Linked DNA regions of Mus musculus: all the other regions are linked to region 1. A link is a loop called in an ENCODE intact Hi-C map of the cell type or tissue named here. Cell type or tissue: heart. All regions are shown on one strand.

Region 1 (5,000 bases):
CACAGCCTTGTTTCTTCCTGGAACTAGATGTGTAGTCCAGGCTGGCCTTGAATGTAGAGACTGGCCTGCCTCAGCCTCTCAAGTGCCGGGATTTAAGCTATGCAACACATGTCATGCCTAGTGTCATCTTTTAAAGCACGGGCTAGTCCACAGGCAACAGTCAGGCTGCCCTCTCGACTCTCCAAAGGCAGGAACTCACCTCTCTTTAGGGACACCACACTCCTCTGGTCCAGCTCCAGCCTCTGCACCAACGCACTAGGGTCTATCTGTGTCCTGGCAAAGATGTCATTGTGAACGAATGTCCAGTCCTGCAATCCCAACAGGAGAAGAGAGAGGACATCAAGTTGACTTTTGGTTTGAGAGTCACACATCGAGAAGATGCTAAGGCAAAAATCCTCTACTTCTCAGCCAGGGAGGCCCCGGAAGAGTATCTACGTCCTTGTTCCCAGATCAGGCCTGTTCCTTCCTGCCCCCATCAGACTTGGGACAATCAGAGAGTCTTGGGGAGTAGAGCCACACTAGCACAGGGCCTGAGCACAGCCTCCCTGCAAACACATGCAGATCCAAGAGTAGCTGTGAGATAAGGCATGACTGCTGCTTACAACTGTATGCATGGGCCCTCCCAGGAGTGAGCAGAGGGAATCCTCTAAGTACTGGTCCTTGGGCATCTCTGAGGAACAAAAATAGGAACACCAACCACATAACCTTCCAGTGAGGCAAAGACGCGGCTGACCAAAGGGGCATAAAAACAATCTCTGTCAACACAAGGCTTAAATTTGAGCCAAGTTACCAAATTAAAAGAAAAATGGGAAAAATAAGAATCAATGGCTGCACGAATCAATGACTGCACAGCACCTCCCGTGGGTGTGGGTGTGGGAGAAAACAGAAGCTCTCAGTTTGGCTACAACAACAAATAAAAGCTGGGCACAGTGGGCTACAGCCTGGGCACGAGAGTGACAAGCTGGGGGGGGGGGCTAGGGTGAAACCTTGTCTCAAAAGAATAAAGAAAGAATGAGATGAGGTAAAATAAAAATAAATAAGATCCCAAAGGCCAAAGCAACAAGCAAGCGCCAGGGACACAAGTGCATGCCATGCCTTTAACCCCAGCATGTGGGAGGCAGGGGCAGGTCAATCTCTTATGAGTTCGAGGCCAGCCTGGTCTACAGCGTGAGTTCCAGAATAGTCAGGGCTACATAGAGAGACCCTGTCTCAAACACACACCAGAGACTGAGACACAGAGATAGACAGAGGCAGACAGACAGCGCCCTGCGACATTTCCAGAGCGTAGTGGGATATTTTCCCCCAGAGATGGAAGCGCTTCTGGAGCCTCACACCCCAACCGAGAAGGCATGACGGCTAAAGGTGGGCCGGGTCAGGACCCTAACCAGAGTGGCAGGAACACACACAGAAGAGGCGACACCCAACCATCCAGGGCTCCTGATCTTTGGAGATCCGGCTCGGCAGAGACCTGGCCCGACCGGCGCCCCACACCTCACCTTCGCCCCCGCTCCGCCCGCCGGGGATTGTGGGAGCGCCGGCTCCACGGCGCGGGGCACAGGGCCCGGTGCAGAATCCCCGTCGGGTCTCACGGCCGCCCGGTGCACACGAGCCCGCAGCGCCCTCACTTTCCCCATCTTCCCTGGAGGTTTCCGCCTGTTAGCAACGCCGCCTCACTAGTGGAAGAGCCTCCCGGAAGTGCTCCCAGACAGCCGGAAATAGAGCCGCGGCTGCGTAGATCGGCGTTCGGCCGGTCCCCGGAAGTGCCTCCCGTAGCGCGTGCGCAGTTGCGGTGCTTACGTCGCGCGCTCCCGCTAGCGCGTTAGACGTGTGGCGATGTGGCTGCAGCCAAGAGCCAGGGAAGTAAAACTATTGAAGCCTCGGGTGCACGTTACGCCATGTTTCTATCGCGCGCGTCTGGGGTAGAATAGGGAGAAAGGTTCACGTCGGTTTTACTCATGCGGGTCTCTATGTGTGCAGCTTGGCGTTTCGTCCTTAAAACAGGTCCTGGAGTTGGGGACTTTGCAATTCCACTTAAATGGGTACCAGATGGACCGAACGGCCTCCGTCTTCCTGCACAGTCGGCTCCGTGTCCAACAGCCCCTGTGCACCCAGTGCAGTATTGCTTAAGGAAAGCAAGGACGAAGGGTAATTCCAGCTCTTCACCCAAATGACACCTGTAAAATACAATACAAAACCAAAGTGGGCTATAGTTGGAGCCACAAAAGAAAGTTGGGCCCAGGCACAGCCAGGGTAGAGGCCTTCTGCCTTCTTCCCTTCTAGGGTAGAGAGCATCCTGGATGCCGGGACGTCTCTGCTAGGGATCCACAGTGAGATGGGATTTGTGGGGAGAAGGTGAGCCCAAAGCGGAGTCCGGTGCCCCACAGTGGCTGAAGTAGCAGAGCATGCCAGGGAGCAGAGCCAATAAGCATCTTTCCGATGCGGTTTCTCATCAGGGGATGCCTCCAGGTTCCTGCTCCTTCCCTGACGATGAGATCCAACCTGTAAGATGTAAAGAACACCTTCCTCCCCACGCTGCCTTTGATAAGTGTTTTTATCACAGCAACAGAAAGCAATCTAGAACAGTGAGTGAGTGGCTGCAGGCCAAGCAGTGCACTAGATGTGAAGCTGAGACAAACTAGATTGAATCAGGCGACTTGAAGAGACGTTTGAGCCAGAACAGCTGAATTGAATCAGCCAGTAAGAGTTCAGAAAGAGCTAGAAAAGGAGATCGTAGTCAGCAGTAAGCCTCCGAGACAACAAGGACATCAAGCGAATAAAAGTTACTTTCGCAAGCTTGTTTTGAGATGACCTGGGAATAAAGTCCATTGAACTCTTCACAACCTGGTTCATCTCCCCAGAAGATCTGGCAGCCAGAGCCACCCTGAAAGCTAGCCTGGCTTTTACCTAGGACAGATCCCCACCCCACCCCCCCACCCCCTAAATGTTTTCTCCTTCTCAACCCTCAGCAGTGTTCCTGTGCTCTGGGCTGTCCGATGGACCCCAGGTTCCCCCATGGAGGATGAGTTGCTTAAGGCCAGTTCCAGGGCACCCCAAGGAACTCACAAGTCGACGACAACAAAGTTAATTTTTTAGAATCCTCAACTCTTCTTCCTGCCGCCTGAGGGCGCGCGTGTCCCGTGCTTCCCTGGCTCCTGGCAAACTAGTTTTGCAGTTAGAGAGGACTGTACAGCTAGTTTTGCAGTTAGAGAGAGGACTGTACAGGTGTCTCTGGCTAATTCCCCCCCCCCCTCGGGCTCTAGACCGCGACCCTGCTCCAAGTCAACTAGAGTGTAGGTGTGACCGCAGGCTGGTCCACTGATACAGCTACTGGGAGGCGGGATGGGGGTTTGGGGTGAGGGGAGGCGGACAATGTATCATCGCGCCCAGCCCTGGAAACTCAGCTGCCAGACCCCGCAGGCATCAGCAGGGTCCAGATCACCTCTCAGTTCGTCCCCAGCCCCAGCGACTGATCCAAGACAGTTCTGCCTGGCTTTTCTCGGGGAGGAGGGCTCCCTTGATCCTCCCAGGGAGGTGGCCAAGTTTGCTGGGTCCACCTTTCTTTGGGTGACCTAGCCAAGGCCTGAGCTTTTTCAAGCCTAGTTTCCCTGTTTCTACAGTGGGGGTTAGAATGAGCTGCTTGAGGACTAAGAGAAAAGTGAGAGCCAGGAAGTGACCCCTAGCAGCTTATAGTTGGAGATCACAGATTCCTAGGGCTGGGCAGAAAAGAGGCTGGTATCACAGTGTGAATGAAGGGCGGGAGCCCCAGGCACAGGGCTGGTACAGACACACAGCATCTCAGAGGCCCAGGACCTTCTGGTGACGGAACCCGCAACACAGAGTCCTAATTTGACTCTGATCATGGGTGCTAGGCCAGCCAGCCGCTCAAGGCAGTGGGGCAGGGAATTGGCCTCCTGTCCTTCACAGCTTCTGGCTGAGCACCAAGGCCCAAGGCCTTCCAGCCACCTGGGTCAACCTGCAAAGGGCACAGAGCAACTTCCCAGGAGTTCCCTGAAGTCTGGTGATCAGGGAGATGGGGAAAGGCAGGCATGGGTGTCCATGTGCCGTTACCTCCCAGACCCTCTGGTGTGTACATTGATGAGAGGCCAGATCTTTGAAGATCAGACTCCATTTTAGAGAACCTGACCTAAGTTTGAACTAAGGTAAACTAACAGGCTGGTACCTAGCATTAGTTTCCAAGTTGCCCCCCTCCTCAACAAAACCTGAGCCTAGCTCCAGTCTCTAGGTTAATTCCCAGCAAGACCAGCATCTCCAGGTTATACCCTCAACATGACCAGTACCTCCAGGTTATTCCCCCAACAAACCTGCATCCCCAGGTTACAAGCCCACCCCTGCCTAATGACCACCAATGCAGAAGGGAGCAGAAGTTAAGTTTATGATAGGACTCCCAACACCAGTCAATTGTGTTAAAGGCCACAGTGGCTTTCCAATTAGATGCTTGCACACTTAACCCTCCCCCTGCCCCCAGTTGCTGTTTGTATAAAGCCTTCCCCGATAGGTATTTGGGCTCCCACAACTACCAAAACCGTCCCAAGAGATGGTGGTGCATTGGAAGGGCCCAAGTTAGCTCAAATAGAATAGAAGCTAGATCCTGCTGTGAGTTGCATCAGATTGGCTCCTATCTTTTTGTTTGTTTGTTTGTTGTTGTTTGTTTTTTTTTTTTTTTTTTGATTTTTCGAGACAGGGTTTCTCTGTGTAGCCCTGGCTGTCCTGGAACTCACTTTGTAGACCAGGCTGGCCTCGAACTCAGAAATTCGCCTGCCTCTGCTTCCCAAGTGCTGGGATTAAATGTGAACGCCACCACGCCTGGCTACCTATCTGTTTTTTGAGGGGGTCACAAACACTTCCCTGGCACTACATTGATGCCACTGATTCTGTGGACCTAGGCTAATTAGGAAGTTAGCCTGGCACCAAGGACAGAGAGACGACCGCTGGGTAGGTGTTACCTCTGCCCCAGTGATCTTTGACTTCTTTCTAGCTTT
Region 2 (5,000 bases), 400 kb after region 1:
AGAAGGTAGGCGGGACCCAGGGTTGGAGACATGAGGTTTGAGGGGTACATGCAAGGCTGTGTGAGAGTGTGAATGTGCACATATCCTCTGGTAGGAAACCTTCCAAACTTTAACATTCCTATGGGATTGTGGGTAGGCTTTGCTTTTTGTGTGTGTGTGTGTAATTTCTGTAACTTCTTCTCTTTAGTAGAGGCTCTAAACACCGTTTTTATCAGCCCCTAGTATGGATAAGGGACTACTCCCAAAAACTTAGGCAGCTTCCAGGGGGAAGGGAGTAGCCTGGGCTTTCTCAGAGAGGGTGGGATGCAGCGTATGTTTTCCCACAGGCTTCATGAGATACCAAGTACAAAGGCCATGCCACAGGCCCTCGGAACTCACGCGGGTGGGAGGAGCATCTTTGGAGCCAAAATGCAGATGGCAGACATGGTGCTTACCGGGTGACAACTGGCTGCAGAGTGTGGTTGGGACCAAACCAGCTGAGGCTCCCACGACCACGCAACCCTGTGCGGCCCATGGGGTTCCTAGGTTAGAAAGGGTTCACTTAGCCACTGCATCTGACGGGGAGGTTAAAACCAGGGACATTGGATGAGTGGAGCCAAGTCACAATGGGCATAGCAGAGATGCCAGCTCCCGACAACCTGTCCTGGCCCCACAAGGCTCTTCACAGAGCAAAGCCAGGGCTTCTAGTCTGTGTGCAACCACCACGGCCAGCCCTCCTCCACAAGTAGGGTCAAACACCCAGAGACCTATGTCTGGTGGTTGCGGTCACAAACAATGGGTGGCTGCACTTGAAAGCCAGGCTGAAGGAACCAGGTTGTGGTTACATGAACTCACTGTATTCTGGGAGCACAGAGTATTAACTGCAGACCTCTCATTGGGCCAGGACCCCTCTCTCACCACCAGACCCCATTCTAAATCGGGACTGAGAACTGATGGTTTTCATGACTTTGATGCAAAACAAAGAGAGACACACCCCGGTGCTACCACAGGACAAGCGGTCTCCTCCATATATGACTCTCCCTGCTCACCGCTCCACATCTGCCAGCGAGCGAGACTCACCCTATGGGCAGGCTCTGCTTTCTTCAGTATTGCTAGTGTCCTCTGTGACCCTCCCTCCCTTCCCATGCCCCACTGCTCAGCTGAGTTCCCATACCACCCGTTGGGTTGGTCCTGACATGGAGTCTTTGGGAGGTGGAGTCAAGGCCTGATGGGAGATTTAGGTTATCAGGACACCCTTTGAAGAACCCTAGCTTCCTCTTCCCCCTTTGCTTCTCAGCCTGGAGGTGAGCAGCTCTCTCCACTCTACACACTCTGCCATGGTGGGGTTTCCTTCCCACAGAGTCACCAGGGCTGCCTTGAGTCTGAACTAAAAGCTTCAAACTGAGGCTACAGTGATTATTCTCGGTTTCTCTGCTGGTTGTTCTGAGTCTTTCATAATGATGGAGAGCTGACTGGCCCAGCATCTTCTCTGCCTTGCACATCCCCCACTACCTCCAGCTGTGTGGTCCAGTAAGACCGCTTAACTTCAAACACTACTTTGTAGAAGAAAAGAAGACAATGTTTCATTATAACCCTCGCTTGTCCCTACCAAAGCTCCCAAATACACCATGAGCTCTTGGAGCGTTGGGGTCCGGTGGGATCTTCAGGAGGTGACTGCCCTCCCAGACTATCCTAGCCATGTGACATCCTGCACCTCCTCTGCCTCCATCAGCAAGAAGGCATTGCTGGTTGTGAGTGCCTGACCTTGAGCCAGAATCAACATTCTTTTTTTTTTTTCTTTCATAACCTACTTAGTCTTTGGTATTCTATTATGAGCAACATAAAACAGACGAAGACAATCATTTCACAGATGGAAGCTATATCTAGGAAATACAATTAAAAGAAAAAAAAAGGAAAAAAAAAACAATAGTGTGCAAGTCCTAACTACATTAAGTATGTGATTACGTTAAAAAAAAAAAAAGTTATTGGGGCTGAACGAAGACTCAGTAGGAAAAGTGTTAGCCATGCAAGTGTAAGGACTAAGTTTAAATCCTCGGAATTCATGTTTAAAAAAAGTAAAAAATAAAAGTGAGCATAAAAGCACACACCTGTAATCTGAGGGGTGGCAGAGACAGGAGGATGATTGACAGCCAGCCTAGCCAACTGCTGAGCTTCAGCCTCATGGAGAGACCCCGCCTCAAATGTAGAGTGGTCCTCTCCGGTCCATCCTGCTTATGTTTCCACACAGTTGTCATGACAGCAGGTATGTGCCAGTCACCTGAGTGTTGCTCTTCCTCCCTGTCTCTCACTCCGCAACTGACATTGCTTCCTAAGCCGTCTTCGCCCCAGTCATCATGGCCCCGTCATGCAGACATGCAGGCTAGAGCCCTGGTCTATTTCAGACTACCCCTCCACTGCTGCCACCGTATTCAACCTCTGGCTCCAGGGACAGTAGCCCACTCACTGTTCCAGAATATTCTCCTAAATGCCTGCCTTCCCTTTCCCACAGGCCCCTTGGCATCCTCTGCTCCACTGCTCCCCCTGCTGGCCACACCCCATCTGGAAACACAGTGGTATTTATGGGTATTTATGGGTACTGTTAGCCCATCATAGTTGCTGGAAAAGGTTACTATCCCTAACGTGGGCCCACCAGTCTTGTAGTGGGTTGGCCTAATGGGGCTTGTATTGTAATGCTAATTTGCATCCTCCCAAATTTTTTGCCCCAAAGGCGAGAGAGTCCACCCCCATTTAATTCTGATTGGTAAATAAAAATGCCAGTGCCAATAGCTGCGGAGAAGAGACATTGGCGGGGGTGGGGGTGGGGGTGGGGTTAGGTTTCCTGAGGAGGAGGAAGCAGGGCAAGGGAGACAGAGTAGTCATGGGAGAGTGAAGCAAGAAGAGGCATCTTGGCTCTGGACCAAGAGAATGTGGCCCAGAGGGCTGCCCAATTGGGTTAAAATCCTCCAAGATGGAACACAGAAAGTAATAATGGGGTTATCGATGGGAGGCCGATTCTAACAGCCTGGAGGCTCGGCAGTTGCCCAGCTATTGTGCTGAGTAAGGTATATTTAAAAATATAAAGGCTCTGTGTGTGTGTCTTTCATCCAGAAACATAAATGGTCAAAGGAGGGAAGGAACCCCGTGGCAGGATTTTTTAAATATTTTTTACAACATGCTCTAGAGCCAGAGTGCTCTCTTCAGACTTGACTATGCCCCCCAAGTTTCCGACCATAAGTTGAAGCCCCCAGGTTCCAACAGACCCATGTACTTGGGACACTGCTGTGGTGGATCCAGGGACCTTCCAGGGAAAGGCTCTGAGCAAGCAGACTCTGAGGGAACAGCACACACCGAGTTTCCTTTTCTCGTTTGCTTTTGCCAGAAAGAGAAGTCAGCTCTCTCAGAGAGAAATGCGCCCCATTGCTGATGCTAGCTGAGGTTCAGCATACTCACAACGGGAACCCATACTCGACCACGTAGACTCCATGGAAGCTGCGACGGTCCGTCGGTCCATCCACGACGTTGTAACTGATCTTAGACAGAGGTTCTGCAGTGCTGGGAACAAGCAAAAGGAGATGTCCCTGTCGGAGGGAGGTTATGGCAGAGTAACACAGAGGGACAGGGGCGCGGCCTCCATTGGTGGCTCAACTACAGTCACCCAGGCCTTTCCTTTGAGAGGGGTCTCTGTCCATTGCTCATGCCCATTGTCAGAATGAGTTGTATCTGGGACAGGAAGAGCTGCTCTGGAGTTCCCAGATGAGGCAGAACCTGCCTGGGCCTGCCCCATGTGAAGTCTGCACTCCCTGTGGAGGAAGGGGCCACTCACTCTCCCACGGGGTCTGTGAGAGCCACATCCTTCTCAGCGGTGTAAAAGGGAGGATCGTAGATCAGAAACTCTGCCTGCAAGACAGCAAATGAGCTTCCTCAGGGTTCCATCCCACTCCCAAGCGAGCTAGGCCTGAGGGCTACAAATGGGCCCAAGAGCAGCTTCATACAAGGACACCAGCCAACCAGGACCAAATTCCCTTGCCCAGTGTGCCTGGGTATCTCCCAGCCCTGGTAGAGTTGAGGACGAGACTCCAGATGAACACTCCCATGGGACCAGCCCAAGCATGACCCAAGCGTGGATGGTGTGAACCTTTCCCAGGATGGGTCGGGGGCTACATGGGAACCGCAAGCCCGCAAGCCCACAAGCAGGTGAACTTGCGGGTGCCAGCATTCCTGTCCCTGAATAGAGGTCTCTCTCTCGTGCTGGGCACTCAAAAGGGAATGATAGTTGTTCACTGGGTACGGACATGTCAAGAACAAGGAGGGTGGGTGAGATGGCAGGGCCAGGACATCTGGAGCACATGAAAAGTTTCAGGAGCATCCCTGAGCCATGTCTCTGTAAAGCCACCGTCCCTCACCCCGCCGGCCCCTTCCACAGTTTGGCCATGCGGCCCGTGTGATTTGTTTGCATGCCTGCCTCATTTAGTTTCCTCAGCTGTCAAGTGCTCAGATGACCAGAGAGGATAGAGTGGGTGGAGGCTACCATGAACTCGGGAGGACCTCTTCTCCTCCCCCAGAGACTAACACCTCCCGATATGGCCTACATAAGAGAGATAAACTCACCGCCCAAGGCACCTTCTCGTTAGGCACGGGGAAGCGCATGATGCGGGCATTGGGATAGAGGAGATGCCGGGCGCTCACGTGGTAACCATCTCCTGGTTCCTCTACTTTCCTCCTGATACTCAGCTCAGCATCTGGCTCATCGAAGGCCCTCTGGGGTGCTAGAAACAGTCACCAGTTTGAGTTACAGTCCCAACACCCTGATTGCCACTCCAGGGATCTCAGCCATGGAAGGACAAAGGTCACCATCCCCTACCAGATACCTGCCGCTAAAGTCACACTTAGATATCTCAACAGTTGGTTAATATCACCGGCTGCTACAGGGCCTGTCCAATTAATGGGGGCAAGTTTGTTCCCTAGGGGCTAGCCTCATCTAAGACCATGATCATTCATGTCCATGTCCTTACTGGCTGAAC
Region 3 (5,000 bases), 51 kb after region 1:
GAGAAGGAGAAACTCAAGTCCCAATGGAACAATGTGAGTGGCCTTGCTTTGGGAACCCTTGTGGTGCATGGGTGCTTCCTCTTCTCTTTGACCTCTCACAGGCAGCAATGGGCATACTCTCTATCCCAGCAGTGCTTGGGAGACCCACATAGAATGTCTTTCCTAGCTCTGTTACTTCTCACAGTGGGACTCGAGGCCATCTTGGAGAGATGGCGCACGCCTCACCCCAGCTTAGCCTCCGGTCTCCCAGAGTGTGCTGTGGTATACAGGCTTAGCCCTGAGGCTCAGGCCCTGGGGAGGCTTCCTGTCCGGGTTGGCTCTTCAGAGAGACTTCTACTGCTCTGGTGGCATCTTGGAGTCCTCACACCTCCCTGCACTGACAAGAGCATATCTGGTTCCTCTTTAGGACAACCCCCTCTTCAAGAGTGCTACGACAACGGTCATGAACCCCAAGTTTGCTGAAAGCTAGAGCATGAGTTATCATAATCAAGCAGATGTGACCCCCTCAGACCACGCCTCCTCCCCTCTGCAAACACAACGTGGCTTACAGCTCACCCCAGTGCTGCCAAGGATCCAAAAGCCTGCTCGGTTTCTTTCCGCCATTATATCAAGTCTGCCAGGGTTTCCAGGGACTTGTCTTCCGACCTGCACAATCTTGCCGCAGAGCCCTAAGAATTGTCCCGAGTCCCAAGAGGTTCCACCCACATTTTCTTGCATAAAGGAAGACAGCAGTCTCAGTAAAGGTGGCCCCAACTTATTTATATTTAAACTTGTCAGAGTATAAAACTCCTATTATATTGTTAACATCCCATCTGTTGTATTATATGTGAGTATAAAAACTATATCCAACGTATTATTTCATAATCATGTATGAAAAATAATAAAGCTTCCATCCATGCTGTCCATGGAAGGTAAGCTTTGTGGAGTCTTTTGGGGCAAGGCAGCTGAGGTTACGTGCTTTGTCCTGCCTGCTGTTTGTCCATCTGCATCCTGAGGGTTCAGTTGGGATCTGGGCCATAGAATGGGAGACTTAGTTCTCTTCTTCGCTGCCCATGGGCCTGTATATATGGAGCCCTCTGAGACCCAGTGCTAAATCCTGTGTGGCTGCCTAACAAGGGTGTCAGATGACAGAAATGGCACCCTCCTCTCTCTTGCTCCCAATATCAGTCAGGTTCAGCGCGGAAGATGGAAACCAAAACACAAAGCAGAAGTTGGGTAGGAAGTTCCTTTCTCATAGGTTGTCTTGGGGGGTGACCCAGAAATCACTGCTGACTCTAGTTCTGCGTGAGTGAATGAACCCCAAATTGTGTCCAGTGATTATGATGTCCCTGGGTCTCTAAGAATTATGACTGAGCATACTAGGTAGCTCTTTTTTTCTGGCAATATTTGTTTGGCCTCATGGTGTCAGGTTGCTTGGCCCCACATCCTCAGAGCATTCTGTCAGTGGGAGCATACTCTCCAAACTGCATACCTCATGGCTGTCAAAAAGCAGAGACAAGACGGGATGTGGCCAGCAAGAAGCTAGCCCAAGGACAGACCCCCAAGGACCTATTTCTTCCAGCTAAGTTCTACCTCTTGAAGTTCAACCTCCCTAAATAGTACCACTAGCTAAGCACCAAGGCTCCAGTATTGGAGCTTCTGTAGAGGGACACTCCATTTCCAAACCATAGCACCCAGCCTCATGCCCGAGCCTGAGAGTAGGAAGGGCTAGGTGTGGCCAGAGAACTCCTCAAGTGTTCTCACTTTTAGACAGAGGCACGCTCACTCATGTTCAAAAATGCACATGTACACGAGTGAAGTGTGCCCGACAAAGTGCTAGGTGTGTGTCAGAGCACTTCCCTGTGTAAAATGATACTTTGCCCTTTTCTTACGACTATAATTGTTCAAAGTCCAGAGAAAACTGTTGATGAAAAACATTCCATTCACTCAAAAAAGCAAATGATGCATTTCAGGCAGAATGAATGACACAGTCGATCTCCTCTGACTTCAAGGAGATCCCCAGAACTCAGAGAACTCAGTCCGCTGGGGAGGCCTGCTTGGTAGTTATTTTAGAGTCAGGACCAAGGCACAGCTGCAGGGCCCCTTGTCTAGCGCCACCTGCTGGCAGAGCTTGCTGCTGTCTACCGTCTGGTAGAAGCTTTTCCTGCCATGGCAGAAGGAAAGCCCTGGCCAGTCCCACCCGAGCGGTCAGCCTGTACTCCCAGACGCTTTGGAACATTTCCTGGACAATACTCACTCCTTATGGGGGAGATCTACCTCAGCCAAGGCAACGATCCCCCTCTGACGGGCTTAACAACTCCCTTGCCATCATTGCGAGTGTAGTTGGCTGGGTGGCCGGCCAGTCTTTGGTTCCCCGATTCTACCGGGAGGTCCTCCCTGCTCTGGCTACCCTTGAGTACCACACTATCACCTCTTGCCAGAGAACTCACCCTGTGGTGCTGTTTGAATACTGATGTCTCTCTCTGCTTCACGTGGTGGAACTCATAACAAAGTGCAATAGTGGAAGGGAGTGGGGCCTTTGAGAAGTAGAAGGACCAAAATCTCACGGTAGAATTAGACCTGAGGAAGCTTGTGAGAGCTGTCTTGCAAGATGAGCCAATCCTCAGCAGTTACCGAATCTCCTAGTATCTTGATTCTAGACCCGTGGGTAATGGGTTTGTGTCACACATAAGTGGTCCAGCCTCAGGTATTTTGTTAGAGCAGAAAGAACAAATTGAGACATGCTTTACTTCCAAATAAGTGTATTTGAAGTAGTCACCAAAGATTAATTTTTATCCTTCTTAATGAAGCCATGCCCTTCTATATTCAGGAAAAGAATCTGACTTTGTCTTATTAATCCAAAAAATTAGAAGAAAATTAAGTAGGGGCCAGAGAGATGGTTCAGCAGTTAAGAATGCTTGATGCGCAGGCATGGTGGTGCACGCCTTTAATCCCAGCACTTGGGAGGCAGAGGCAGGCGGATTTCTGAGTTCAAGGCCAGCCTGGTTACAGAGTGAGTTCCATGACAGCCAAGGCTACACAGAGAAACTCTGTCTCAAAAAAAAAAAAAAAAAAAAAAAAAGAATGCTTGATGCTCCTGCAGAAGACCTGGGCTTGGTCCCTAGCATCTACATGGCACAGTGGCAGTAGGCTGAGCCACGGGGAGGAAGTTGTCAGCAAGAGCTCAGTGAAAGCACTTACCATGCCATGGGGAGAAATAAAGGTTTAGTGGGGATGGAATTTTTGCAAAGGGTATCTGGGGTAGAGGTGGGGCTGACAGAGAGAAACCCATTGGCAGAAAAGCAAACATATTTCATTTGTTAACAGGGTGGGGGATCTATGAGCTGTTACAGGCTGTGGGAATGACCCGGAACTAGATGACCTTGCCCAAGGGTTGGTTTAAGGAAGGTTCCTGGTAAACAGAAACCTACATCTAGGCTTCAGTTTACCCAGCCAAAGTCCTTCTGTTTAGGAGATTGTCATCAACACTGACTTTTGTTTTGTGTTTTATACAAAGATAAGGAGAAGAAGGGGGAGTTTGGTGGAGGAGCTATGGTATGGTGTGGGGGAAGGGGTGCTTCCCTGGGCCCATGCGGAGGCATCTCTTCCCCCTGAGAAGCCAGCTATAGTATAGTCAGAATAGAGTTTATTCAGGGCATGGGGAGGGGAGTTGAGAGGGTAGTAGAGACTGAATGGGAGGGTGGAGGGAGGGAGAGAAAGAGAGAGGAGAGAGAGAGAGGGAGAGAGAGAGAGAGGAGAGGAGAGGAGAGGAGAGGAGAGGAGAGGAGAGGAGAGGAGAGGAGAGAGAGGAGAGGAGTGGAGTAGAGGCTGGCCATGAACACGTGAAGAGAGAGGAGGAGGGGAGTGGGAAGAGGATAAGGGTACAGGAGCAAAGGAAGAGAGCAAGAAGAGCAAAAGAGCAAGAGAGAGAGGAGGAGGCAAGCAGCCCCTTTTATAGTGAGTCAGGCACACCTGGCTGTTGCCAGGTAACTATGGGGCGGAGCCTGGGGGCCACTTTGGACTTAACTGAAGTGAAACTCTAAGCCTGGGTCCATATCCAGCACCTTGAACAAGTGACATCTTCCATCTTGTTGAAAGTATAGGTACAGAGATGTTTCAGTGACTGAGAGTATCTTTTACCCTACCAGAGGACCAGCACATTAGGAGGCTCACAACTCCAGCTGAAGGGGGAGATGGGACGGGGGAGGAATCTGTCTCCCTCTTCTGATTCCTGGCATGACCTCCACACTGATGCATACTCTCACAAAGCATGCACACCTGTGGGACCGTGGGTGGAGGGGAAGAGGGGAGTAGGAAAGTGTCCGCGTCCCGCAGAGTTCCGGTGCTCTGGGCAGGCAGACGTGGGAGGACTACGCACGCTTTCCACACGGCCCCAAGTGGGCATCTGAATGTATCAAGCCACTGACCCCCACAGGGCAGGTGGTGGACAAGGGGCAGCCCCCGGTACCAGGTTCTCAGCCTCCAGCTGAGATATGGCAGAGGAGCTGAGAACAGAATAGGGGCCCTGGGGCAGCACTTAGCCCAGGATTTAAGGGAGGGAGAGAGGGGGGCACTGGGTGATTCCCATGCAGGCGAGAGTCCTTAGTCTGGTCTGTGGCTGCAGCATAAGAAGGCCTTCTGTGGAGAGGTTAGACAAGGCTTGTCAGGAGAAAGCTTAACCCATCGTTTAAGCACGGCAGGCCTTGACGGTCAGAGATAGTCTATGGTTTTAGAGCTTTATTGTAGAAAGGCAGGGAGACAGGAGAGAAGGTAGAAAGAGAAAGGGAGAGACTGGCCATGCCCACGTGGAGAGAAGGGGGAAGAGAGGAAGAGAGCTAGAGAGTAAGAAAGGTGAAAGCTTAAGAGAGTGAGGAGGGGCCAAGCAGACCCTCTTATAGTGGGCTTGGCTATCTTGCTGTTGCTAGGTAACTGTGGGGCGGAGTCTAGCCAGAATGCCAGAAACTTGGGACTTTGTCTATGTGCTAGAAGCCACATGCCTCTCCTGTGGGGGCTGTGGGGGC

Evidence for each region. Peaks named below come from ENCODE experiments on the same cell type or tissue, not always from the same donor. Only the 100,000 strongest peaks of a DNase experiment are listed, where the experiment ranks them.
Region 2: it touches region 1 in a loop (15-fold over the local background); 7 of 42 quality-filtered maps call a loop at or near these places.
Region 3: a loop joins it to region 1, with 7 times the contacts of the local background. A loop is called at or near these places in 30 of 42 quality-filtered maps.

The regions. Positions count from the first base shown.
Region 1 is chr10:77,514,107-77,519,106 of GRCm38, forward strand. It overlaps Fam207a (family with sequence similarity 207, member A), which reads right to left and starts at 1,707. Exons shown (of 6, transcript NM_133998.3): 1 at 1,497-1,707; 2 at 200-308. The coding sequence starts at 1,634. It overlaps 2810425M01Rik (RIKEN cDNA 2810425M01 gene), which reads left to right and starts at 1,792. Exons shown (of 1, transcript NR_163865.1): 1 at 1,792-2,835. In heart, a CTCF peak has its summit at 3,118; DNase peaks (open chromatin) are centred at 1,765, 2,445, 3,315 and 3,915; H3K4me3 peaks cover 2,824 bases; H3K27ac peaks cover 2,620 bases.
Region 2 is chr10:77,914,278-77,919,277 of GRCm38, forward strand. It overlaps Trpm2 (transient receptor potential cation channel, subfamily M, member 2), which reads right to left. Exons shown (of 34, transcript NM_138301.2): 27 at 4,588-4,745; 28 at 3,803-3,876; 29 at 3,430-3,531; 30 at 435-521. Among named protein-coding and RNA genes, the nearest start is that of Lrrc3, 14 kb to the left of the region's middle. In heart, a CTCF peak has its summit at 2,523 (motif pointing left); no DNase peak of the experiment used is centred here; H3K27me3 peaks cover 236 bases.
Region 3 is chr10:77,564,772-77,569,771 of GRCm38, forward strand. Itgb2 (integrin beta 2) reads left to right here. Exons shown (of 16, transcript NM_008404.5): 15 at 1-33; 16 at 407-937. The coding sequence ends at 469. Among named protein-coding and RNA genes, the nearest start is that of Pttg1ip, 14 kb to the right of the region's middle. In heart, a CTCF peak has its summit at 2,101 (motif pointing left); a DNase peak (open chromatin) is centred at 2,120; H3K27me3 peaks cover 393 bases.